4 separate regions of the Homo sapiens genome follow, and all the other regions are linked to region 1. A link is a contact called in ENCODE Hi-C data. All regions are on one chromosome and are shown on one strand. Each heading gives the region's core, a stretch centred on a gene start or an enhancer-like site at or near the end of the contact. The rest is flanking DNA. Distances are from core to core; before and after follow the strand shown. Region 1 holds the start of RAD23B (RAD23 nucleotide excision repair protein B). Region 2 holds the start of INVS (inversin). Region 3 holds the start of NR4A3 (nuclear receptor subfamily 4 group A member 3). Region 4 holds the start of SLC31A2 (solute carrier family 31 member 2).

Region 1 (5,986 bases), core at 2,116-4,615:
TGGTCTCCCTACCCCACACATACCACCTTCTCATTTTGTTTCTATATTGTTTGAATATTTTATAAGAAGGCTTGCATTACAATTGTAGAAACAAAAAGATCTTTGCAAAGATTAACACTAAAGGCAGTGGTCATGTAATGTATCACAGTAATAGTCAAGTAAATGGTACAAAATGCCTAATAAGTCTAAGAAAGTTTTGTTAAAACTAGGGCAAATAAAAACACCTTAAAACAAATTATCTTGCTCTTTCCATTTTGTATATCCCCCTACTCTATAGCCAATGAGCTTTGACTAAGTCAATAAGGCTCCCAGAAGCCCCAGACCACGTTCTACAGGTCCCTGTACTCCTCCAGTCCTGCCAGCAAAGCTCACTAAACATTTACTTGTTCAACAAATGAATCATTCCCATGATTCCACTTATCTCACAGTCCTTTCTTCCATTTTTGCTCATGCTCATCTCAAGCTCACAAGAGTTGCTATACTGGCTACGTAAGTTACTTAATTTCCTTGGTTCCTTCTAGGTAAAAATTAAACAAGGACAAATCTGTGACCAGACCAAAAACAGGTCTCAATAAGATCCTATCTTATTTTAGATCTATTTCTAATATCCTTGGTTACCTCGTTCTCACAACAACTTAGAAACAGGACACTTAGCGTTGCCCTAGAAAACATAATTTTCATTGTTTATTTTCTTACTGGAATTCTAAGGTGTCGTATCAAAAACACATACTAATTAAAACCCACTACAAACATAGAATTGAAACAGTTGTCATGAAAAATATTTCCTAAAGTCATTAAAATAAAAACTGACAAGTCATTAAATGCAAACGTTCCATATATCCCAGAGGAAATGCTTTAATTTCTTGCCCCGGACTAACAGTATTAGTTTTTTTATACTAACAGCAACAAAATTATATTTATATAAATAGCAGCGAAAGCTGTAGAAACCGCTCCCTAACAATGGGCTTTTCAAAAATATACTTCCAGACGTATAACATATTACTTTTCCTTGGAAATAAACTGGAAAACAGCAAAAATAGTTAAGAATTCACACAAACACAGGTACAGCATTGACTCTCAGTTAACAGTATGCGTAAAGTGCCTAAAACGCTAAACAAATCTTACAGAACGTAAATACTTCAGTGGAGCTGTTGACAGAGTCACTGCATAACTTCAATACACCCACACATATTTACCAAAAAGCCACAATATTTCTTTAGCTTTCAATAATTCTGAAATTAACTGAGTATTATAAGCCGATTAAGTTACTGGGGCACCAACATTTGTTACCACAAAGAACCAAAGTCAAATAGGCATTTTACGTAGTTTGTCTGAAATCATCAAACAAACTCCATTTTAACTTTCACCCTTCAACTTATTAATGCACATTAAGCAGTAAAGAAATATTCAAGAGAAATTAGATTCTATTAGTACTGTCAGTCCACAGGGTATTGTCAATTACTTCTGAGGACACTGAAAAGTTTCTCATGTATAACTGAGATCTCCTGTACTTTTAAGAAGTTAATCACACAGCATACACCCACATATAAATATTCTGAAATCAAATAATTTTGTACCAAAATCCCAAAAAGGCTGTTTCTTAAAAAATTAAAGATGTACAAAACTTAAGATTAAATGAGATAAGTAAAACGTAACACTGTATCTCCACTCAAAGGAATCCATTGTTTAAATAATCGATTCCATTTACTGACCACCAAGTAAATACATACCATCTAATCTTCACATCTCTGCAAGGCAGGTATTATCCCTATTATACAGAGAATGAAACTAACCGTAATTTGCCCAAGGTCATAGCAAATAAGTTACAAAACCACAAATGGAACTCAGGTCTACTTAACACCAAAGCCCCTGATCTCCACCCAAAATAGAATCAACTACTTTTAAAAATAGAGTTGGGCAGAAAGCTGCTGGTTTAAACTTAGTATTATGACAATCTTGGCGGTGTATTTCCGAACATAAGCAGTAAATTTACACTCACAGCGTTTTTAGATTCTTGGCATAAAGTTGTACTGACCTCAACAGTGTCTCTTTATGCAGTCACAAATACAGAAAAATGTATAATGTGGACTTCTGAAATGTTTAAGGCTTTAACTGCAGAAAGGATTCAAAGTTGTTGTTTTTTGTTTTTTTTTTCTTTTTTCCCCCTTGAACTGCTACTGTTTGGGGCATCGGGGGAGGGTGGCTGCAGCGTTCCAACTCCTACAATTCCAAGATTTCTAACACAGAAAACCCGTTAAATCTGAAGTTTAGTTTGAGCCTGGATGGCTGTGAAGAGCTCTAACAGCTAAAACCATCACCAAAGAGGCCTCAAAGTGCAATCTACGCAAGGGTGTGGGTTTGGTGGCGGGAGGAAGGCAGCAGAACGATTCATTTGCAAATAAAAGGGTAAACAATTCTGAGGGGAAAGGGGCAAATTCATTTTCACCACCACTCACCTCTCGGCGGCAAACGGAACCTGATACTTTTTTTTTTCTTAAGGCTCATCTTCTCGGGTTACCAACTCTGGGAACTAAGCGGCTAACCAGGTCCACACAGGGGTAGTGGCGACGCCTACGTCTCCCTCCCCCACCTGTGCACCCATACCAGAAAGCCAGGCTCTACGGCTGAGACGGCCTGGACCTTCCCATCCCCCTCCGGCCCCGCTAGCACGAGCTCCTAGGCCCAGGCCCGCGGGCGTGCGCTCCACGCCATCTGCCACCAGGCCTTCGGCGTCCGGCCACTGCTTCCCCATTCTCCTGCCACAAAGCCCACGGCCAAGACAGGAGGATCGGCTCCGCTGTACGCCGCCAGGGCCGGCACCAGGACCCAGGGCCCTCATCGCGCCCTCCGGGGCTTCCCCCGCTGGAGCGCGCCGCCCGGCCCCACGAGCTCCTGGCGCTCCCCGCGGCCCGCACGCGGCTGCCCCTGCCCCCGGCCCGCGCGCATACCGTCTCCTCGGGGTCAATGTCTATCTTGAAGGTCTGCTGCTGGAGGGTCTTCAGGGTGACCTGCATGGTGCCGCCGCGCAGCTCGGCTGCCGGGCCTGCGCCGGGTGCTGGCCGCTGGGCGGGGTCTGTGGCCTGGCGGGGCCCCGGGGTCGCCCGCGCTCCTCGCGCTCTGGGGAGGAAGGCGGTGGGGGTGGGGGCTTGTCACATTCGCCCAGCGGAGCGGCCTCTCCCCCAGCCCGTGCCCCGGACCGCGCCGCTGCCTCCGCGACTGCGGCCTTCCCCGCGAACTCGGGCCGCCGTGCTTCCTCACGCGCCGAGCGCCAGCCACGGAGTCTGCAGAAGGCGCGAGGGGGTCGGCGAGACAAGCAGGGAATCCGCTAGCTCACCACAGGATGGTGGCCGCCATCATCGTGACTCGCCGAGACGTGCCCCCTCCCCCACGCGAAAAACCTGGGGGGATGGGGCCGGGCGGGCGAAGCGCGCAGGCGTGGGGTGCGGCGACGCTTTGCGCCGGCGCGGCCGAGGACTCCGCCCCAGAATTGGGGGCGGGGCGGAAGGCGGTCCTGGAATGTCGGCGGCCTGGACCCGGATTACGCAGGCGCGTTCCGTGGGCGGCAAGGGCTCCTGGGGCTTCCTCCTAGCGACTATTGCTGGGGCGTTCTCTCCGGCTGCCGCGGCTCCGCCTCTGTGCAGGCTCCGCCCGGCTGCCGAAGTTACGCAATGTGTAGCCCGGGAAGCGCTTCGTGGAGACCCGGCAGAGTGGATGCGGAGCCCTGGAGCGGGGGAGTAATCGGGGCGGAGTTTAAGTGAAAGGATGGCGGTAACCACAGTCTGGGGGCCAGCACCCGCGGGGCGCTTGCTGCGGGGCTCAGCCCTGGGGGTGTCGACTGATTCTTTAATCCCGACAGCACAGACTCCTGAGCTGGACTGCCCGAGTTCAAATATTGTTTTTTCTCACTAGCCTAAACAGATGGACCGATTTAAAATGAAGGTCAAGTTCTGTCACACCTCGGGGTAGAACTGTCCAGTGTTTCCCCATCTAGCCCCGAGTTAAAGTCAGAGTTATTAGAACGGATGCATTAGCCCCTCGCCTTTCTCCGAGTCGCCTTACTCTCCCCACTGGTGGATTCTAGGTTGCCCCCGGCTCCCTTAACATCCTTGCTCAGATATTGCCTTCTTGGTGAGGTCTGTTCTGGCTGCCTTACTTAAAATCCCAACTTCCTATCTCTGTTATCCTGCTCTGTTTTCTTGTATAGCGGGTATCCCTTTATAATTACCCTGTAATGTACGTATCTCTTGTTTATCATCTTTCTCCTTTTCCTGTGAACCCCAGACTGAAGCTGCACAGAGGCAAAGATTTTGCTGTGTTCACCCATGAACATGCCTGGCACATTGCAGGTGCACGGTAAATATTTGTGGAATGGGTGAATGTGCTTCTGGATCCTCAGCAGTAGAATGAGAATAATAATGTCACTCATTGATTATTGGAGGGGGAAGTTGAATATTGTATGTAAAATCATGATAAACAGTCTGTAAGCAGTTAGCTATTAGTAGAAAGTCCGTTTACAGATAGAAAACTGAAGTACAGAGATGTTGAGTAATGCACCTGGAATAACCCAGCCAGTAGTAAATGGCAAATCCACAATGTGACCTCAGACAGAATGACTCCAGAGTCTGTGTCCCAGGGTGTGCCACTATTCCCCTGTTTTTTGTTTTAAAGATTATTCTTATTTTTTTAAAGCGTCTGACTGTCATCCACGCTGGAGCGCTGTAGCACAAACACGGCTCACTGCAGCGTCAACCTCCTGAGCTCAAGAGATCCTTCCACCTCAGCCTCTTGAGTAGCTGGGACCACAGACACACACCACTGCTTCCCAGCTGATATTTTATTTTTTTGTACAGATATGTTCTCCCTATGTTGCCAGGGCTGGTCTTGAACTCCTGGGCTCAAGTAATCCTCCTGCTTCGGAGTCCCAAAGTGCTGGGATTATATGTGAGCCATCGCTCCCAGCTATTCTCCTCTGTTTTATACTGTGCCTGTGGCACATTTGATTTAGTTCAAGTATAAAACACAGTTCTAGTCAGGCCACTAGCTCTATGACCAATTACAAATTACTTCTCTGGGACAGCATCCTCACTAATACAATGTCACTGCTTGGTTTTCAGTGGCTTCAAGGAGCTTGGGTTTAATGTTTTCAAGAAACTTTCCTTGACCAGCTTCTCCCTCCACTAACCTGATATTTCCCCTTTCACAACACATAACTCCCTTCATAGTAATTAAATATGCAATCTTCTGCCCTCTGTCTTCCTGTATCTACTCGTAGTCACCAGGTGGTTTCATCTTGGCCCTTGTTTTGAAATACCTCCAGCCTGGACCTTTCCCCTTAGCTATAGAGTTAGCCAATTGCCTAAGCAATATCTTCACCTGAATATGTAACAAGCCTCTGAAACTTAATGTGGCCAAAGAGAACAATTGATTTCTCTCTGGACCTCCTTCCCCCCTGCAAACTGCCCCTCTCCCAGTTTTCCCCCATCTTAGTTTATGGCCTCACAGTCTACCCAGGTGCTCAGACCAAAAATCTGGTCTTCATCCCTGATAACTCTCTTCCCTCACTCACCCACTCCCAACCACCACATGCAATTCATTATCAAGCCCTGTCAACCTTATTCTCCAAAGTATATCCCCAAGTCAGCCTTTTTTCACCGTTTCTACTTCTACAGCCCTAAGCTAATCCATCATTATCCTTCACCTGCGTCCCACCTGGTCTCTCCGCTTCCACCCTTTACCCCCAACAGCCTCCCCAGCAGCCAGAGTGGCCTTTTAAACCCATAAATCAGAGCATGTTGTATCTATGCTTAGTATCTCATTACATTTTAGAATAAAAGTCAAACTCTTTACGTGGCCTTGGAGAGCCCACATGATCTGACTCCTGCCAGTTTCTCTGACCTCATCTCTTTCCTTCTCTCACCCACTCATTCACTGTCATCCATTTCCCTTTCAACCCTCAAACAGGTTAAGCTGGTTCTAGCCTCAGGGC
Region 2 (5,437 bases), core at 738-3,237, 7.2 Mb after region 1:
ATGTGCTAGGCACTGTTCTAAACTCTAAGACCTGTCATTTTTCATTCTAAGTGATCAGAGTTTTAGGCACATCAGAACCACAAAAAAAGTTCTTTATACCCTTTGAAAAATACACTAAAAATGTGATCTCTGTTTTATATATATGTGTGTGTGTGTATATATTATACATATATAAATTATATATACACATATATAATATATATAATATATATACATATAATATATATATTATATATACATATATATTATATATATAATATATATTATATATATAATATATATGTATATATATTATATATATTATATATATACATATAATATATATACATATATAATATATATTATATATACATATATAATATATATATTATATATACATATATTATATATATATTATATATACATATATTATATATATTATATATACATATATTATATATATAATATATATTATATATACATATATTATATATATTATATGTACATATAATATATATATTATATGTACATATAATATATATATTATATGTACATATATAATATATATATTATATGTACATATATAATATATATATTATATATACATATATAATATATATATTATATATACATATATTATATATATTATATGTACATATATTATATATATTATATATATATACTTTTTACTTCATAATTCTTAGCACTTAGCACAGTAACAGGTATATAGCCAGTACTCAGTAGATGTTTGTTGGATGAAAGGTCACAGGCTGAGTGCTAAGTCCAAAAAGTGAGCAGGATCAAAGTTTAATTTCTTGAATAATGAGTTCATACTTACAAGTCTCTGCTCTTTTAAAATTTCCCATTTCAACTATCTTTGGGCTCTGTCAGGGGCGTGGACAAGAGATAGGAGCACTAGTCTAGGAGTTAGGCCGCCTTGGTAAGAGTATTGGCTCTATCACTGTCTAATTTTGTCACCCTGAGAAAGCCATTATGCAGGGCTCTTTTTTTTTCTTAAGAAAAAATGTATTTTTTGCCCCTTTAAGAAAATAAATCATTTTTTATAGAAAAAAGTCAAAACCACTTTGATAAAGTGCTATAAAATGCAAAGGTGTCATCATCCTTGCCTAATTATACAACAAGCCCGTGTAATAAATGCTCTAATAATTATAACCGTACAAAACTAGAGGTACTGCAGTCACACTCATAGGAAGAGTAATTCTGATTAGGACTAAAGGGTTGGTTGTTCGGGAAGTTCTCAGAGATGGTGACATTTAAGATAGCATTCCAGAGAGAGAACGGGTAAGGCCATTCCAGGCAGCAGGAAAGCTGAAGCAAAGGCGGGAGCAGGGAGAACCACAAAAGCACAGTGTGCCTCCTGGGTACTAAGCAGAGATCGCGTGGGCTCCTGGACCTCACTGAGTGTTTGCAGAAGAAGCCGCAGAGCTACCTGGGGCCAAGTTAGGATCCTCGACTGCTTTGCTAGGGAATTTCGTAATTATACTGGAGGAGCGATCCACGCCTTAGCAGCAATCACTCACACAGTTTTCCAGTTTACGACGTGCTATCCCATCCCGTACCACATCTACTCCTTACAGGAGCCCTCAGAGACAATCAGGGATAAGTCATTGACTCATTCAACTGAGGCCCCGAGTGGTGGCTCTGACTTTATAATGCAGGAATTAGAGCAGAAAGAAGAGGCAGCGGGCGAGGAGGCCAATGATGGAGGCTCAGGCCACAGCCTAGGCCAGGAAGGCCGTGAGTCTGCAGCAGGGGCCAAGGCGGTGCGGACCGAATGATCTGAGCCTCCCCAGCCAGGCCCCCTCCTACTCACCCTCGCCTCCTCCAGGACTGACGTCCCGGGGGCGGCTCCAGGAGGCGCAACCCGGACCGGGCCGCCCCTCCTGCCGGGCCGGTACACTATATCCAGCCAGGTCAGACCCCACGGCGCTGAAGCTAGCCGAGCCCCTCAAAAGGCCGCCCGAGGCTTTCGGCCGCACATCCTTCTGGGAATTGTAGTTCCCATCCTCTGAAGCACCGCGTACACCCGCCCTCCGCCCTTCTATCCCACAGGACCCCGCGCGCAGAGGACTCAGTGGACCGGGGCCGAGAGCCCAATGGGAAAGGAAGTTCTAGATGACGGACGACGTGCGGGGTGAGGCTAGTGCAGGACTACATTTCCCGAAGTGCACCGAGGTGGGCAGGACCCGGAAGTGAGGGTGTGAGAGGCCTCTCTGGAAGTTGTCCCGGGTGTTCGCCGCTGGAGCCCGGGTCGAGAGGACGAGGTGCCGCTGCCTGGAGAATCCTCCGCTGCCGTCGGCTCCCGGAGCCCAGCCCTTTCCTAACCCAACCCAACCTAGCCCAGTCCCAGCCGCCAGCGCCTGTCCCTGTCACGGACCCCAGCGTTACCATGCATCCTGCCGTCTTCCTATCCTTACCCGACCTCAGATGCTCCCTTCTGCTCCTGGTGAGTGAGGGAATGACAGACCCATCGACAAACGCACGAACGGCCTCCGGCCCTCGCCCAGGGGGAACACTGCTACTCCTGCCCCTGCTTTTCCGTCTTTTCCTGCAGTGTTTTGGAGTGCACCCTCCCCCGCTGCCCTCACTCTCGCCTGTCGGCTTCCAGGCGCGGAGTCCCCGAGGCCTGAGAAACCAGTGTCGGGGGAGAATGGGAGAATTAGCCCTGAGGGACTGATACGTAGTCACGGCGTAGGAGCTTCCCCTTCTCCCCGAAGTCCGGGGGTTTCGGTTTCGAGGGCTAGTGGACCTGGTGGTAGCTTGAATCGGAAAAGACCAAGCATAGACCTAGCGTTCCTTCCCACCCTCTCCATTTGGGAAGAGTGTGAGGTCGACAGGTGCTGGGGTTGTGTGACTCTCACTGGGTCTAGATCCCTGAAGCGGTGCCCGGGTTGGCAGATCCCTCTGTTGTGGCTTGATGCGATTGGTTGGGAACCCGGAACTGGAGACTGGTTTGGATTCCACTGGGAGAATAGAGTTTGAAGGGTGGAAGGTGTGGTTACCTGACAATCTCAGCTCAAGGCCTCCCTCAAATCTTATTGCAACGTATTTCCCCATGGAAGCAGATTTCTTCTTCATTGCGCCTTATTTGAATATGCATTCATTCCTAACTGCCTAACCTGCTCAGCATCATCCCATCTTAAAAGAATCTTTCCCTAGTCCCTCTTGCCCCAGAGTACGTCTTGAGTGTGCAGACTAATTGATCCAGGCTTCAGGTCAAATTGAGACAAAAGCGAAGGACTAAACACGTATGGCAAAATGGCTTATATTTAATTGGGCTGTTAATTATAATGTAATATTTGAAAGTACCTTAATTGTAGTAGATTTTTAGAAATTCAGATTTAAACATTAAGAACTACTTTCTTTACAATTTAAGAAACGATTTAGTGACGCATATGAAGTCACACAGCTAGTTACAGGCAGAGCTGGGATTAGAAACAAGTCTCTTGACTTCCAGTGCTTATTCCGCCATATCCCATTAAATGTTTAATATTTGTGTTTGAAATAGTTCTTTCTTTTCTTTTGTCACTTGGACCTTTTCGGAAAAAGCACTGTAAAAAACTAAATGGCATGTCAAAGTACTTTTGAGAACAAAAAGTTGTGTATAAACATTGTAATATTAAATGATAGAGTGTCTTATTGCCACTTCTTATAAGTATACAACAGTGAATGACTTCTGTATCGAGGAAAATATTCTGTATAGTGTTGTTTCTTGGTGATTTCATTATACACTGTGATACATTTTTCCTTCTAGAAGTGTTAGAATAATACCATTATTAGAGACCACTCTCTCCTTAAGAAGACTGGATACTAATCTTATCCACAAAATGGCTTGAGTTATGAATTGTGTGCACTTTTAGGAAATCAAAAAAAAAGGGCAAAAATCTTAAGATATTGTAAAGAAAAGTTGAGACACTGAACAGGCAAACTATATCAGATGCACTTTCCTCAAATGGTATGGTTTGGTTGTAAAGCTAAGTTATGAAGAAGAAATAATTTATTTTGGAATAACTCATGCTTTTTATAGAAAAACCTAATCTTGTTAAATATGAGTTTTTTCCCAAATAGAATCTAGATTTAACTAAAATCTAAGCATTTTGTATAATTATCTTTCTAAGCAAATGTAAAGGCATAAAAATCTGGAAAATATGTTAGAGAATACCTGTAGATATGAAAAGGCTGAAAAAGCCCCAGAAAAGGTTTAAACTAGAATTACAAGTCAAACTAGATTTAATTGGAATACAGTGTTTACCTAGTTTTAATACTCATATGCTAGTTAGCAAATATTTATAAAACATCTATCCTGTCTAATCGCAACTTTGAGTTGCTTACTTAACTGGTAATTCTCTCCTACTGATGGAACCTACTTACTCAGTATTCTCGCTGTCTAATAATTTGTCCTCTTTGTTCCCCCGTGTACTTTTTTCCTACTCTTCCAACTTTCTCTCTCAGACCTCAAGTTTATTCCTTCTTACATACAGATAAAGAAAAGCCAAGTTCCCATTTAGCTGAGGTCATCATTTTTTCCTTAAATGGCCTCCTCTAAAAAGCTGTATATTCTCTTACTATGATAATTTTCTTCAGGCACTTTGTACCTCAACCCTAAAGAACTAGACCTGTTCAAATTTAGTGGTGTTCATATAAGATAACAGTTGAAACATAATCCCAAACTTCTGGAGGCAAGTAGCTATCTTTTCCCTGATCTCAAAGCATTTTGGAATATATCACTCTGCCACAAAGCCTTTCTGGATGGGTAACTAAACACAAAAGCTCAATGTGATAACTTTTTTTCCTGAGCTTTTATATGTATATATATCTTTTATATATATATTTATTTGCGTCTATATAGATTTTTATTTACATATATTTAGATAGATAGATTTAATTAGCCCTTTTCTGCTTATCTTCCTATCTAAGGTGGGTTTATTCAGGGTTTTCCGCTGGGAAAATGATCAGTAAGGGGGATAGAAATCTTGCCTGTTTTTCCTGCACTGGTTGTGTACAAGTTTTGAAAAGGCGAGATAAGAGAAATAAGACTAAATTGGAAAGAAGTTGTCTCATGCACCCTAGGTAACCTCTTCTGTAGTTCAGATTTGTAGCACTGCAGTCCATTTGTTTTATTGAAGATGTGTTCTCATTAATCTCTTGATAAGTATGTTTATAGATCATAATTGTTACTAGTCGTAATTGTCCCGCATGTGAACACTTAAGGGTTTTGCCATTGTTGTTCTCGGTTTGTTCAATATGTATAGGTAGTCAAGAAAAGTTTGCTTAGTTTAGGTAGCTATGTAAATTTGAGAGCTAAGTAAACATTTATTTAATCGTTACAAGTACCTTAAAAATAAGCACAGTAGAATTCAGAGATGTCAGTTTTATCCTTTAATGTTAATAATATATGTAGATTCCAGTCTTCAGGAAGAGTACTTTTGGAGGCATG
Region 3 (5,866 bases), core at 2,898-5,397, 7.5 Mb after region 1:
TGGCTGCTCCACTCAGTAGCAACAGGGTGTGGTATACAGAGGAGCTTCCTGTGAGGAAGCCACCTGTGTTGTGAAATTCGCGGCCAGCAGTCACTGTCCTGGCACTGGGCAGGTCGACCACGCTGCCCGCCGAGTGTGTGGTTCCCCCACCCACTTCCCTCAGCCAGGGAGGAGAAAAGGGTCTTGCCTTCGGACCTACCTGGAGGGTATCTTGCGCGCTGAATGGTGGGGCTGGGGGTCTCTCCAGCGGAGGCTGAGAGTGTAGGAGGAGCGGACGTCCGGCGAGGCGAAGCGCCGGCAGTGCTGCCCGGCACCGCTAAGGGTCCAGGCTCAGGGCCCGGGCTTGCCGGGCTGCCCTCTTCCGCAGTGGGCTCTACAGGCAAGGTGAAAGAGGACATAGGTCACAGTGAGACCAGGATGGGTCACTACGGCCCGGGCTGGGCGCATTGGGGACTGGGGGAATTGGTTGGCAACCTCTAGAAATGTTACATTAATTACAAAGAATTATCGTAAAATTAAGGGTGATTAATGGTACAGGAGTCCCCCTGGGCAAGAAGCATCACACGGCCTCGGGGAAGCCGAGGAAAGGTTGTTGGAACCCACTGCGCCTACCACCGTTTTGTGGCACCAAAACCGAGGCTAAAAAAAAAACGCGCAGCCTGTTATTGCCCAGAAATTGATCTCTCTGCCCCCACAATTGATTCCGAGCTTACGAAGTCAGGAAAACCAAAGAAAGCAGAACACTTGAGGAACGAGCTCCGCCCGAATACGGGGGGTCAGTGAGTGTTCACCAGCGGAAAAAAGCCATTTTCCAGCTCCGCCCGCCCCCACCCCTCAAATACAAATTTTACACGTTGCATAGGAAATGCACAAGGTCCGGAACGAATGCATGAATGCCCCGAGGAATTAAGAAAGTCTGCGCTTTTCATTCTAAATGCTAATGGAGCTTCGCTTCTATTAGCCGCGAGTTTCGAGGGCCAGGGGTCAAGCAAACAAAAGGGCACAGCGATGAGAAGGCTGGCGCTGGAAGCAAGGGGACGAAGCGGACGGCGTTAGCGGCTGATGGGACGAGCGGAGGCAGGTCCCCTGCACCCAGAGGGCGGTGTCTTCGAGGGTGGGCGGCTTGGAGGCTCCTGGCCACCCAGCGGCCTAGCGGGGGCACATTCCTGAGGGCGCCGAGCGCAGCTCCGGGACCAGCGTCTCAGCCCACAGCCTCAGCGAAACTTTGTAGCTGAAAGCGCAGCTCAGCAGGCCTCAGGGAAGGAACTGGGTGCCCAAACTCCGGCCTATAGCGCCCCCTTTGCCCGGGGTGGGCGCAGCTCGAAGAGTGGGAACAGGGACCGAAAAACCCCAAATCAAACCAAACCAAAAACCTCCGAGGTGCGCGGGGCCACGAGGGTCATCTCCTGGCGCCCCTGAGCCCGGGGCTTGCCTGCAGGAAGAGAGAAAGGGACTCGGGGCTCCCAGGTCCAGGAAACCCTCGACGACCAGGAAATGGGGGATTCCCTTGCCACCCCCAGCCCCAGCTGGAGCTGCTCGGACGGAAAGCTTGCGCTCGATGTAGCGCGGGTAGAAGCGGATCTTCCCACGGCTGTAGCACGTGCTTCCCGTCTCCCCGCATCTTCAATGGGGGTCTCCAGCAATCCCCCACCCGCCCCTTCAGTGGGTGCCCGCATTCCCGTCCCGCATTCCCTGAGGGCCTTTCAAGCGGAGTCGTTCTCTGAGAGGAGGCCTCAGAACTCGGGTGGGCGGGGACCGCCTCTCCCCAACGAAGGAGTTCCCCTCGAGCGCCCAGCGTTCGCGGGAGGGACCCACACAGCCTTTCCTCCAGCCCAGCCCAGCGCCCCGCCGCTCTCTCCACCCCACAAGCGGCCGGTTACCTAGGCAAAGCCTCAGTGCCTGGAAACACGTTCCGCCGCTCCTGCTTGCGGCCGCCGGGGCCGGGAGCACAGAGCCTTGGGGTTGTAAATTAGGAAGAAATAACTACCTCTGTCAAAGCCCCTTTCTTTCTCGTGGGCAGACGAAAGGAACACCCCCGTGTTCCCCTCCCGGTGGTGAAGTGTGTGGAGGAAACCGTGAAACGCACCATTGTGACCGGGGCTCCTCTGCGGAGTTTCCAACCCTGGGGAGCGGGGGCGGAGGTTGGGCGGGGGCAAGAGGAGCGAGGGAGAGACTGACAGAAAGGGAAAGACTGAGATTCTCAGAAAGACCGAGGGAGACTAGACAAACCGCGGGGAAGAATTTCTGTGAGCGCACGGTCCCAGGCAAAGGGGTGGATGGGTGCCGGGGGGTGGGGGGCGGAGCGGACGTGGAGGTTGCTGTGGCCTAAGGAGGCTTTGATACTAACTCTGCGAGCATCTTGTTCAGCGAAAATAACTCGAATAAAGTAACTTCATTCATTGTGCCCATCAGCCACGTTAGGCAGCTTTTTCTTTCCCTAACTTGATTCTATAAAATATTTCCCGGTCGTGGGAAAAGGAGATCCGGCACTGGACTCGCGATGGAATGACGGCTCCCTGTTCTTCTCTCCCAGCACCACAAGGCCCTGGGATCACAGCCCGACATTTCTGATTACTAACTCCTCGCAGCTCTTCCCTCTGGAGAATCCGGACGCATAAATAAATAAAAGGCAATCTCCAAGAACGTTTTTGGAAATCAAGGGACAAATGCGTTCTTCCTCACCACTGCCCCGAGGCTTCCAACAGGTTGGAGAGGTGCCTTTGGAAGTCAGTCTCCGCAGGCTGCGCTCGCATGACCGCTCTCGTCTCACCACCGAGAACTTTCATTTCTACTAAGAGTAAAACACTCGGAGCAACTTCTCCAAAAGCGCGAGTTCTGTCCGTGAAAAAGCATGCCTTTCCCACACCGAGCCAACGTCCAGAGGAGAGGGACACCGTCCCCACACGTGTCAGTGTGCGGGAGTCGCCAATTACACCCGATTTACCTCCTAAGGGAAAAGTGTAAACCGGCATGTCAGCGACGACAGGCAGACGTGCCTAGTGGAACCCCAGGCTCATTTCAATACAATAAGCCACATTCCTACAATTACGCCCTCTTTCCTGAGGTCCTCCGAGTGCGTCTGCAAACTCTGGCCGTCGCTGCCTAGGCCCTTCCCTCCTAAGCTTCCTTCCAGAGAACCAGCTCGGTGCCACCATTAGCAACATTTACTTGGACCCACCAGAGCTCCTATTTTCAATCCTACTTAAAAGGCAGGAAAATTACTGCCGTTCATCACCGGAGCTGCAACTCCCTGCCGCTGCCGCTGCCGCCGCCGCCGCCGCCGCCGAGAGCATCATTACCATGACAACTAGAGCCGAAATACCCTGAATTACATCGCTGGAGCCGCTATAGCACAAATCCCGGTCCTCCTCTTTGTTAGAGGCTTTTCGCCTCTTCGAGTGGGGGGAGGAATCCCACGAGCTCCAGAGATCCCCGCGGGCCCACTACAGGGGAAAAGTTTCAGATCAGAACCTACGGGCCGCTGGGCTAGCAAAGCCGGAGCCGGGCGGCAAGGTCAGGGGAGGGAACCCCACACTCAAAGTTGTCAATTTCAGGAGCGACGCTTCCCAGCAAGCCAACTTTTTTAGCAAGTCCCCTTATTAACTGGGCGAATCTCATACGTACTTGAGTGCTGTGGCGGTTCCGTCTTTAGAGCGAGTTTCTAGAGAGCTGTCCCGAAATCTGCACTGGGGGGGAGTCACAGCTGCTGTCCCGGAAGGGCTGCGGTGTACAAGCCCAGCGGCTCCCGGAGGCGGTGAGCGGCTGGTGGGGGATGCTGCGATCCCGACTCATGGGAGAGCACAGCCGAGAGGTTCCGCGGGCGTCCTGGCTTGGGCTGTGACCAGGGGGGAGGATGCCGCCGCTGTTCCCACCTCCACGGCCACTGCCGGCACCGTCAGCGTTGCAAAGTGAGCCCGGGAGGGGCGTCCAGCTGCGGCGCCGCGCTGCACCGGCAAGGGCTCAGGGCAAGAGGGGTGTGAGCGCGCGGGAGAGCGAAGTGTGTGTGCGGAGCCTGTGTGCGCGCTTGTGTCTGTGTGTGCGAGTGAGGGAGCGGGTGTGAGCGCGTCTGTGTATGGGGAGCGGAGGAGGAGCAGGAGCTGGAGGGGTGGGGGGCGGGAGGCAGGAGACTCCGCTCTCCCGGCTGCGCGTTCGCTCGCTCTCTCGGCACGTCATTTATGCCACAGGAGCCCTAGCGGCCTCTCCATAGAGTGCCTGGAATGCGAGACGTCAATGTGACGCCATGGGACGCTACGTCACCCTCCTCCTCCCTCCCCTGGCCCAGCCGGTTCCGCGTGTGCGAGGGAGGGTGTGTGTGTTCGTGTGCGCGCGCGCGCGCGCGCGTTCCTCGGCCAGTCGCACGGCCGCACAATGGAAACTCCGCCGCACGGCCGGCCCCGGCCTGGGGGCTTCTCTTTTTGCAGCGGAACCGCTCGCCAGGGCGTGCGTCTGCGGGAGGGTGCAGCGGCCTGCCCACGGGTCAGGCGGGACCGCCCAGCTGTCAGGCTCGGGTGGAGTAGAGTTGGAGGAGTGCTGCTGGCGCGCCTCCGAGGCTGCCCCGAGGCACGGAGCCAGGGCGAGGGGGGTAAGGGAGAGGACAGCTCTTCCGAAAGGGAAGGCTCCGCCAGCCAGCTTCTGACCAGCTCCAGTGACCTGGCAGCCGGTGCAGAAGGCGTCTGGCACCAGCCCGAAGACGCCCTGAGGTGCAGCTGCACTTTCCTCTTGCATAGGTTCTAAAGCTGTTTACGTTGCTCCGGTCCTCTGCGCCCAGGCTAATCCCCCCTCCCCGCATCATTTACTGGGTGCGTGTTTCACACAGGGATGCAGATGGTTCCGGGGATAAGGTTTGATTTCTTTACACGTACGGCGTGGGTTTCTTAACTGGACACGTTATAACCCAGCGAAGTGCACATCCATCATGCACACGCGCGCTGCAGCAGAAACTACTCTGTGTGTAAAACAAACACACACGTGTTGAACAGCTGAGCGGGTCTGACTATTGCAAATCATTCCTCCTCCCCGGCACCGGGTCAGAAATGGAACTCTCAACTAGCACTTTCACTTTTTGATGGTTGTAGATGCCCTCCGCCCACATCTCCCAAATTAAACATTTCGAAATCAATCAACAGGACTTATTAGTCAGTCCCTCGCTAGGGGATTTGCTTTGGTCTCCTCGGACACATTTGTCATGAAATGGTGTGCCGAAAGCCTGGGTGACTGTATGAAGGAGAGCAATTTCTTCCTGGAAATGATAAATTTAAGTGTAAATTTCTTGATGAAAACAAAATTTATCAGAGTTAAAGACCCCTAGTCCCAAAGGTTGCTGCTGAGTGAACGCAGTCTCTTTCAGAAATGAATTTTTGGACAGGAGAAAATATTTGAGTGAAACAATGCAGATAGAGTGGTCCCCATGTGGTCCGCTTGAATCACAAATACCGTTTTATATGTTTGACCTGTCCCAATTTGTGTGTGTGTGGCGGGGGCGGGGGGCGCTGCGCCGAGGGGAGATACAAGATTCCTTTGTAGACAGCACACATTTCAGAATCGAAGAAGGTTCGAGCTAGGACCAGAAACTTGAAAACAAACTACATATAGGTAAATATGGCATGTATATCTTTCTTCGCCTCCACTTCCAATTCAGACACGGTGGTGCGGAGAGGATCGTGGGAGAATGCCCCGAAAGTTGACCCAGCCGAGAGCAACCGAGTCTCTGCACTGCGGCGGGTTCCAATCCAGCCTCGGAAGGAAGGAGGGCGCTGCTACATTGTATCCATTCAAAGGCTTGAAGGGGGGGAGCAGGACCTGGAGCCGCGCGGCGCTGACGCACGCGAGGCGCGTGATTGACGCAGGCGATGTTACTAAATTCGGC
Region 4 (5,932 bases), core at 3,433-5,932, 5.9 Mb before region 1:
ATGGTCAAGGGAGTTTGAGAGAGACTGGAATTAGACAAAATAAGGTTTAATAGCTTTCTGCACTGCCAGAAGCCTGTACCCAGAACTCTCTCCTCCCCTTTTTCTCTTGCTGAGTGCCCTGTGGGAAAGAATCTCATAGACTATCCTCTAGGAAGTGCTAATTTAGAGCAACCCTCTTTTTTCATGCTGGGAGGGAAATGACACTGATTATTCTGTGCCAGGCACTCTTCTAAAAATGTTATATGTCTTAACTCACTCAATTTCAAGAGGGGAATTATTATTCTTAGCTCCATTTCATAGATGAGACTACTAAGGCAGACAGAGTTTAAGTAACTTGCCAAGTTGCTAGCTAGAATTTTGCCTGGGTGGGCTGGTTTCAGATTCTGTGCTCCTAACTGCTCTCAATGCAGCTTCTCAGGGCAGCACTGGAAGTCCAAGGGGCAGCTGTGACATGCCCAGGGTCACACTGTGAGTTGGTGGCAGCATCAGGACTGGATCCTGGGTCTTCTTACCAGGCCCTCATTTGGCAAGAGGAAAACAGATGCTACAACACAGAGAACAGCCCACTTTCTTGTGCAATACTAGACAGAGATGAGGGCTGTGCTGTCGTTCGGTTGTTTTAACATTTCAGGAAGATATGCAAACAGCAGAAGAAACTGATATGGCCACTTTGGAACAAAATATGGGAAGAAATTGGGGAGAGGAAGGAATGTATGAGAAAAAGCCTCTGTGCAATTAGGATAGTCATGCTTAGCCCCCGAAGGATGTTCAGCCAATAGCTGGCCCATATTTCCTGAGAAAGATGAAGAGTGCACCTTAAATAAAGGAAACAAACAAGGACCAGTCTGGGGATGGGACAGTAAGACCAGAGCCCAGGGACAACAGCGGACAACAGGATGAAAAGGCAAAGAGGATAGGGTGGGAGGGAGGACACTGGAGCGGATCACAGGTGTGGATGACGATGCTGTTATAGCCGGATCCACAGAGGCAGAGTCAGTCCCGGGTGAATCACTGGGAAACCACAGGCCAATCATGAGCTCCACACTGGCAAGCGGCTTAGTGTAGAGGGACAGCAGCAGCTGCTTAGACTCCAGGGCCTTATTAAAAGTACAGATTCCTGGGCCTCCTCAGGCCCCTAAATCAGAGTCCAGGGTCAGAGCCACAGGAGACAGGGAAGACATAGATTTTAACCAGCCCCCTTCAGGAGATTCTGAGGCTCAGTTCACTTTGTTGCAGTTTGAACAGAGGCAGCAAGGCTAGTGGTTAGGGGCACGGTCTCTAAAGCTGCACTGCCTGGATCTCCCTCCCAGCTCTGCCAGGAACCAGCTGCGTGGCCTTGAGCTGCTGACACGCAGAAAGCCCCCTGTGGACCCAGTCTCCTCGTCTGTAAGATGAGGACAGGACTCTAGGAACCCTTTCCCTTGGTTTGGCCTCACTTTCACAGGCTCCCATCTTGAACTCTATCTACTCTTCCTGAAACCTTGTAAAAGAAAAAAGTGCTAGCCTGGGCAACATGGCAAAACCCTGTCTCTACAAAAAATACAAAAATTAGTTGGGTGTGGTGGCATGTGCCTGTAGTCCCAGCTACTTGGGAGGTGCTGAGGTGGGAGGATCACTTGAGCCCGGGAGGTGGAGGTTGCAGTGAGCCAAGATCATGCCACTGCACTCCAGCCTGAGTAATAGAGTAAGACTCTGTCTCAAAAACAACAACAATAACAGTGAGTGTGCCTCTGTTTCCGGGTTGGATGGGGCACCACATCTATGCATCTCTCAGATTTGGACGCTGCAGCCTGGGGTTTGGTAGAGACCTGGGACTAACCTGGCTGTTCTACTCCCTACACTCAGCTAACATGCCTTTCAGTGCCAAAAGGGGTCTGACTTGTGTCACCAACCCCTGCCTGCGCCTACCCAGGGACTGGGCTCACTGGAGACCGTGGAGCTGCAGGACAGAGAAAGAAATGTGAAAGCATCTGATTGGACAGAACAGCCACACAGCTCTGTGTCTTCTGAGGGACTGCATGTGCCTGTACCACGTTCACCTTCCATTTATTATGTGTCACTCCCTGTGACATCTCCGCAGGTGCCTACTATTATTAACCTCTTTAACAAGGAAGGTACATAAAAGCCCACTTATCTCCCCATGGTCACTCGGCAATCAGGTACCCAGAGCCAGAGAGTTTTCTGGAAAGCCTGTACTGGTTCTCAAACCTTAGTGTACTGGGTGTTTCTGGGACAGGTGTTTCTAGGACAGGTGTTTGTTGGGGGTCACACTTTGAGAAATCATAGGAACCATGATGGTCTCCTGTCAACCAGTAGGGACTGGTCAAGTAAATTATATGAGAGCTTCAAAATGGAAATCTAGGCGGTCACATCACAACATGATAAAGATCATGTTGAAGACTTTAAAAAATGTTGAAGAGTTTAAAAATAAGAATAGCTTTTACCCCCCACCCCCAATGGCACTAGCTCAATGTAAAAAGCTGACACAGTACCGAAAAGAAAGTAAAAAATCATTTTGAGTCTTACTACTCAGAGATCTCTCCTGTTAGGCTTTCAAAAAAAAAAAAAACATTTTGACACAGCAAAATGTTTACGCAAGATTGATATACAAAACCAAACAGGTACAAACAATACTGTGAAACTCCATTTACACCGGAGATGGCCTCATCCTCAGCAGAAGCCTCTAGCACCATCTCTGCCAGGTAGAGGTAGGGGTGACACCCATCACCCCTTCTCTGAGTCCATTTGGTAAAGCAGATGGTATGAATGGAATGTCCCTAGTGGCTAATTAATCAGTCAGGGAGTTGCCATAACTGGTTTCCTTCTATCATCCTTGGGCCTGGGCCAGTTATCTTAGGAGCCCAAAACAGCCCAGACATGTTTTGCCATAGACCTGAACACCCACAGAACAGTAAGAGTAATTTGAAAGATTTCTTTTTGTTGTGCTAGGTCTGTGCAGACCCTGGCGATACAGAGATGAATGGGACAAGTCTTTGGCCCTTAGGGAGCTACCTGTCTATGAGGGGGGACATTTAAGTGAGCAAATAATTACAACAGGTTGTAGGTCAGAGAAAGGGAGGCACAGTGGAGGCTCCCTGGGGGTGCTGGGGACCAAGCCGCCTGAGAGACACCTGCCCTGGCCAGAGAGCAGTTGGCTAGGATGGTTCTGAAGCCAGAGAAGCAGGAGATAGCTGGGAAGATGAACTGTATGGTTTGTTCAGAGCTGGAAACACCCACGGAGTCCGAAGCCCCAGAGGGACGAAGACTCACCTGTCACTCAACCCTTTCTACTTTTGCCTTTTTGCTAGAGGAAAAGATGGAAGTCAGCACACCCTGACTTGAGAGAAGCGATCTGGGCTACAGTTTTCAATTAAAGGGCTTTGTGGTCAGATAGGCAAGGGGCAGGGCCCCAATCTTGTTTTCCTACTTGGGATGAATCTTGGCCTCTGAAAGTTTAACTGATTTGTGCTTTTTTCAGGGTGGGGCTGTGGTGAAGGAGGGAGCAATCCCTGGAACTTGTTTTCTTCTATATTTCTTCATTTGGGGTTACTTACACTTTGAGAAAAGCTTCCTTATTTGTAAACAAGGGTTGGGAAGGAGATGAAGGTCCCAGTTGCTAGGCTGACTGGCTGGGGAACTTTTGCAAGTGCTTTCCATCTATTTCCCTTTTTAAAGGACGGCTGATCATTTCACTAAATGGCCTACATACACTTCCTATATCTTTTTTTTTTTGTTTTGTTTGTTTGAGGACGTCTTGTTCTGTTGCCCAGGCCGAAGGTCATGGCTCACTGCAGCCTGGAACTTCTGGGCTCAAGCAATCCTCCTCATCCTGCCTCAGCCTCCGAGTAGCTGGGATTACAGGCGCCTGCCACCACTTGTGGCTAATTTTTGTAGAGACGGGGTCTAGCTATGTTGCCCAGGCTGAGCTTCCTGTATCTTAAATTCTATGACATTCTTCATGGGATGAAGAAAATGATATGACTTCTTCAAAGACGAACGAGTCTTGCAAGCTGTCGTTCTCTCCAGCCCAGGTGAACCCTACCAAGAAAAACAGCTTGTCTGAAACGCTGTTTTCTGACTGAAAGTGTAGGGAAGCTGGAAAGTAGCTGGTTCTGTTTTATTCCCCGAAGAATCAGGCTACAAACTTGACAAGAGCAGGGCCGGGGATGTGCGCTCGGTGTGCGCGCGGGGCTGCGGGCTGAAATGCGCCGGGGGTTTCCCTTTCGTGGAAGCCTTCCTGGAATCTCCCAAGGCGCTGCTCTCCGCCCTGGGGCGCCGGCCAGAGGTCCGGGGCCGGGGGCCCCGGACCCAGCTGTCTTCAGCCACCGCGCCCCCACTCTCAAGCCGCGCCACCGCGGGCGCTCGGTAACTGCTCGCCTAGCCGGACTGCCTCCCAGCAGGAGGGACAAATAAAGAGGAAAACCACAGAGCCACCGCAACCTATACCTGCCGCGTCCCCCAACCCTGTTCCAGCTGTTGGCAATGCTGCCAACACACCCTTCACCAGCCCCGGGCCAGCGGCAGCGAGGATTCGGGGTGCCGAGATGGCAGCTCCAGGAGACCCCGCCCCAACCGCCCACCCTCTTCACCGTAGCGCCCGGCCCTTACCGCCATGGTGAGTGCGCAGGGCGGGCGCCAGGGCCGCGTCTGCTCGCTCGGGTCTCCTCGCTCCGAGTCAGTTCAACCGCCGCCGCCGCCGCCGCCGCGATAGCTACCCTGGCCGCACGGATCACGTGGTCCGGGCGAGGCGGCGCGCGGGCGCCTGGGAGTTGTGGTCCCCACACGCGCCCTACTTCGGCGTCCTCGGGCGCGCCCCCTGGCCGAGACCCAGGCGCCTCGCCCCAGGTTCCCAAGGGCTGAGGCTTGGCGTTCCCGGAGTCGCGAGCGAGAGGGACCACCTGCTGCCCTCTGTCTTCGCCCTTCCTGTTTTGCACTTGGCTTGTCTTGGCGATTATGAGAATGTTTATTGCTCATTGTAATAAACTACCCCAAGCGTAACATATATTGAGTTGAAATGGGCAAGTCCGTGCTATGGACGCAATAGCAACACATTTGGAGTAAATTAAGTCAATTATGCCCTAGATTTTTAGTGTAGTCATTACAAGATAATTACATTTTTCTTTTTAGAAAAATATTTTCCAATCTGATAAGCCAAAAGGAATACACCCGTGTAATTTTGTTTTTCTTTGATTACTAGGGTAGTAAACTATTTTTCTTACGGGTACTTCCATTTCTGTGTATTGCCTGTTCATTTCACTGATCCAGTTTTTTGATGGGGAGTTTCTTGTAGGGTGAGGGATTTTTAATGGTTATTGATTCTTAAGCATATTTAGGAACCCTTTGCTAATCAGCCTATGAGTAAAGAGGCTCTTCAGAGAAACCTTACTAAGGACAGTATTAGCAGAGACCTTGAGCCTGGAGCTAACCTCAGTTCACATCCATACGCATCAACTATTGGCTTTGGGACCGTAGGCAAATAGCTTACATCTCTGAACCTCAGTTTTCTGGTCAGTAAAATGAAAATAATAATAAAATCTATGTCATAGGGATTAAATGAAAACATACATGTTAAATTATCATGTAACCTGGCAGTGGGAGCTTGTTCAGTAAATGGTAGAATCCTCAGGGTCACACAGCTTTTTTTCTTTTCTTTGAAACAGAGTCTCGCTCTGTCGCCCAGGCTGTAGTGCAGTGGCGCGATCTTGGCTCACTGCAACCTCCATCTCCCGTGTTCAAGCAATTCTCCTGCCTCAGGCTCCCGAGTAGCTGGGACTACAGGCGCGCACCACCATGCCTGGTTAATTTTTGTATTGTTAGTAGAGACGGGGTTTCACCATATTGGTCAGGCTGGTCTTGAAATCCTGACCTCGTAATCTGCCCGCCTCGGCCTCCCAAAGTGCTGGGATGCTGGGATTACAGACGTGAGCCATCT

What was found. A loop is a pair of places that touch in the nucleus more often than their neighbours do. Pooled maps may share reads with other maps.
Region 2: a map of CD8-positive, alpha-beta T cell shows a loop between it and region 1 (24-fold over the local background). The contact joins the promoter of INVS here to the promoter of RAD23B in region 1. A Hi-C loop is called at or near these places in 2 of 168 maps with a recorded cell type or tissue (CD8-positive, alpha-beta T cell and naive thymus-derived CD4-positive, alpha-beta T cell), 2 of 37 single-sample maps with no recorded cell type and 9 of 50 pooled maps.
Region 3: a loop to region 1 is called in a map of B cell, with 30 times the contacts of the local background. The contact joins the promoter of NR4A3 here to the promoter of RAD23B in region 1. A Hi-C loop is called at or near these places in 2 of 168 maps with a recorded cell type or tissue (B cell and naive thymus-derived CD4-positive, alpha-beta T cell) and 11 of 50 pooled maps.
Region 4: a loop to region 1 is called in a pooled map, with 22 times the contacts of the local background. The contact joins the promoter of SLC31A2 here to the promoter of RAD23B in region 1. A Hi-C loop is called at or near these places in 6 of 50 pooled maps.

The regions. Positions count from the first base shown.
Region 1 is chr9:107,280,658-107,286,643 of GRCh38, reverse strand. It overlaps RAD23B (RAD23 nucleotide excision repair protein B), which reads right to left and starts at 3,365. Exons shown (of 10, transcript NM_002874.5): 1 at 2,949-3,365. The coding sequence starts at 3,014. RefSeq lists a silencer at 2,827-3,386 and an enhancer at 3,877-4,036.
Region 2 is chr9:100,095,793-100,101,229 of GRCh38, reverse strand. It overlaps INVS (inversin), which reads right to left and starts at 1,987. Exons shown (of 17, transcript NM_014425.5): 1 at 1,814-1,987. It overlaps ERP44 (endoplasmic reticulum protein 44), which reads left to right and starts at 2,230. Exons shown (of 12, transcript NM_015051.3): 1 at 2,230-2,446. The coding sequence starts at 2,390. RefSeq lists a silencer at 1,714-1,923 and enhancers at 2,164-2,303, 2,314-2,383.
Region 3 is chr9:99,820,166-99,826,031 of GRCh38, reverse strand. It overlaps NR4A3 (nuclear receptor subfamily 4 group A member 3), which reads right to left and starts at 4,147. Exons shown (of 8, transcript NM_006981.4): 1 at 3,625-4,147; 2 at 200-373. RefSeq lists silencers at 1,332-1,381, 4,004-4,053 and enhancers at 2,917-3,429, 5,832-5,866.
Region 4 is chr9:113,149,757-113,155,688 of GRCh38, reverse strand. SLC31A2 (solute carrier family 31 member 2) reads right to left here and starts at 4,682. Exons shown (of 4, transcript NM_001860.3): 1 at 4,609-4,682. The coding sequence starts at 4,614.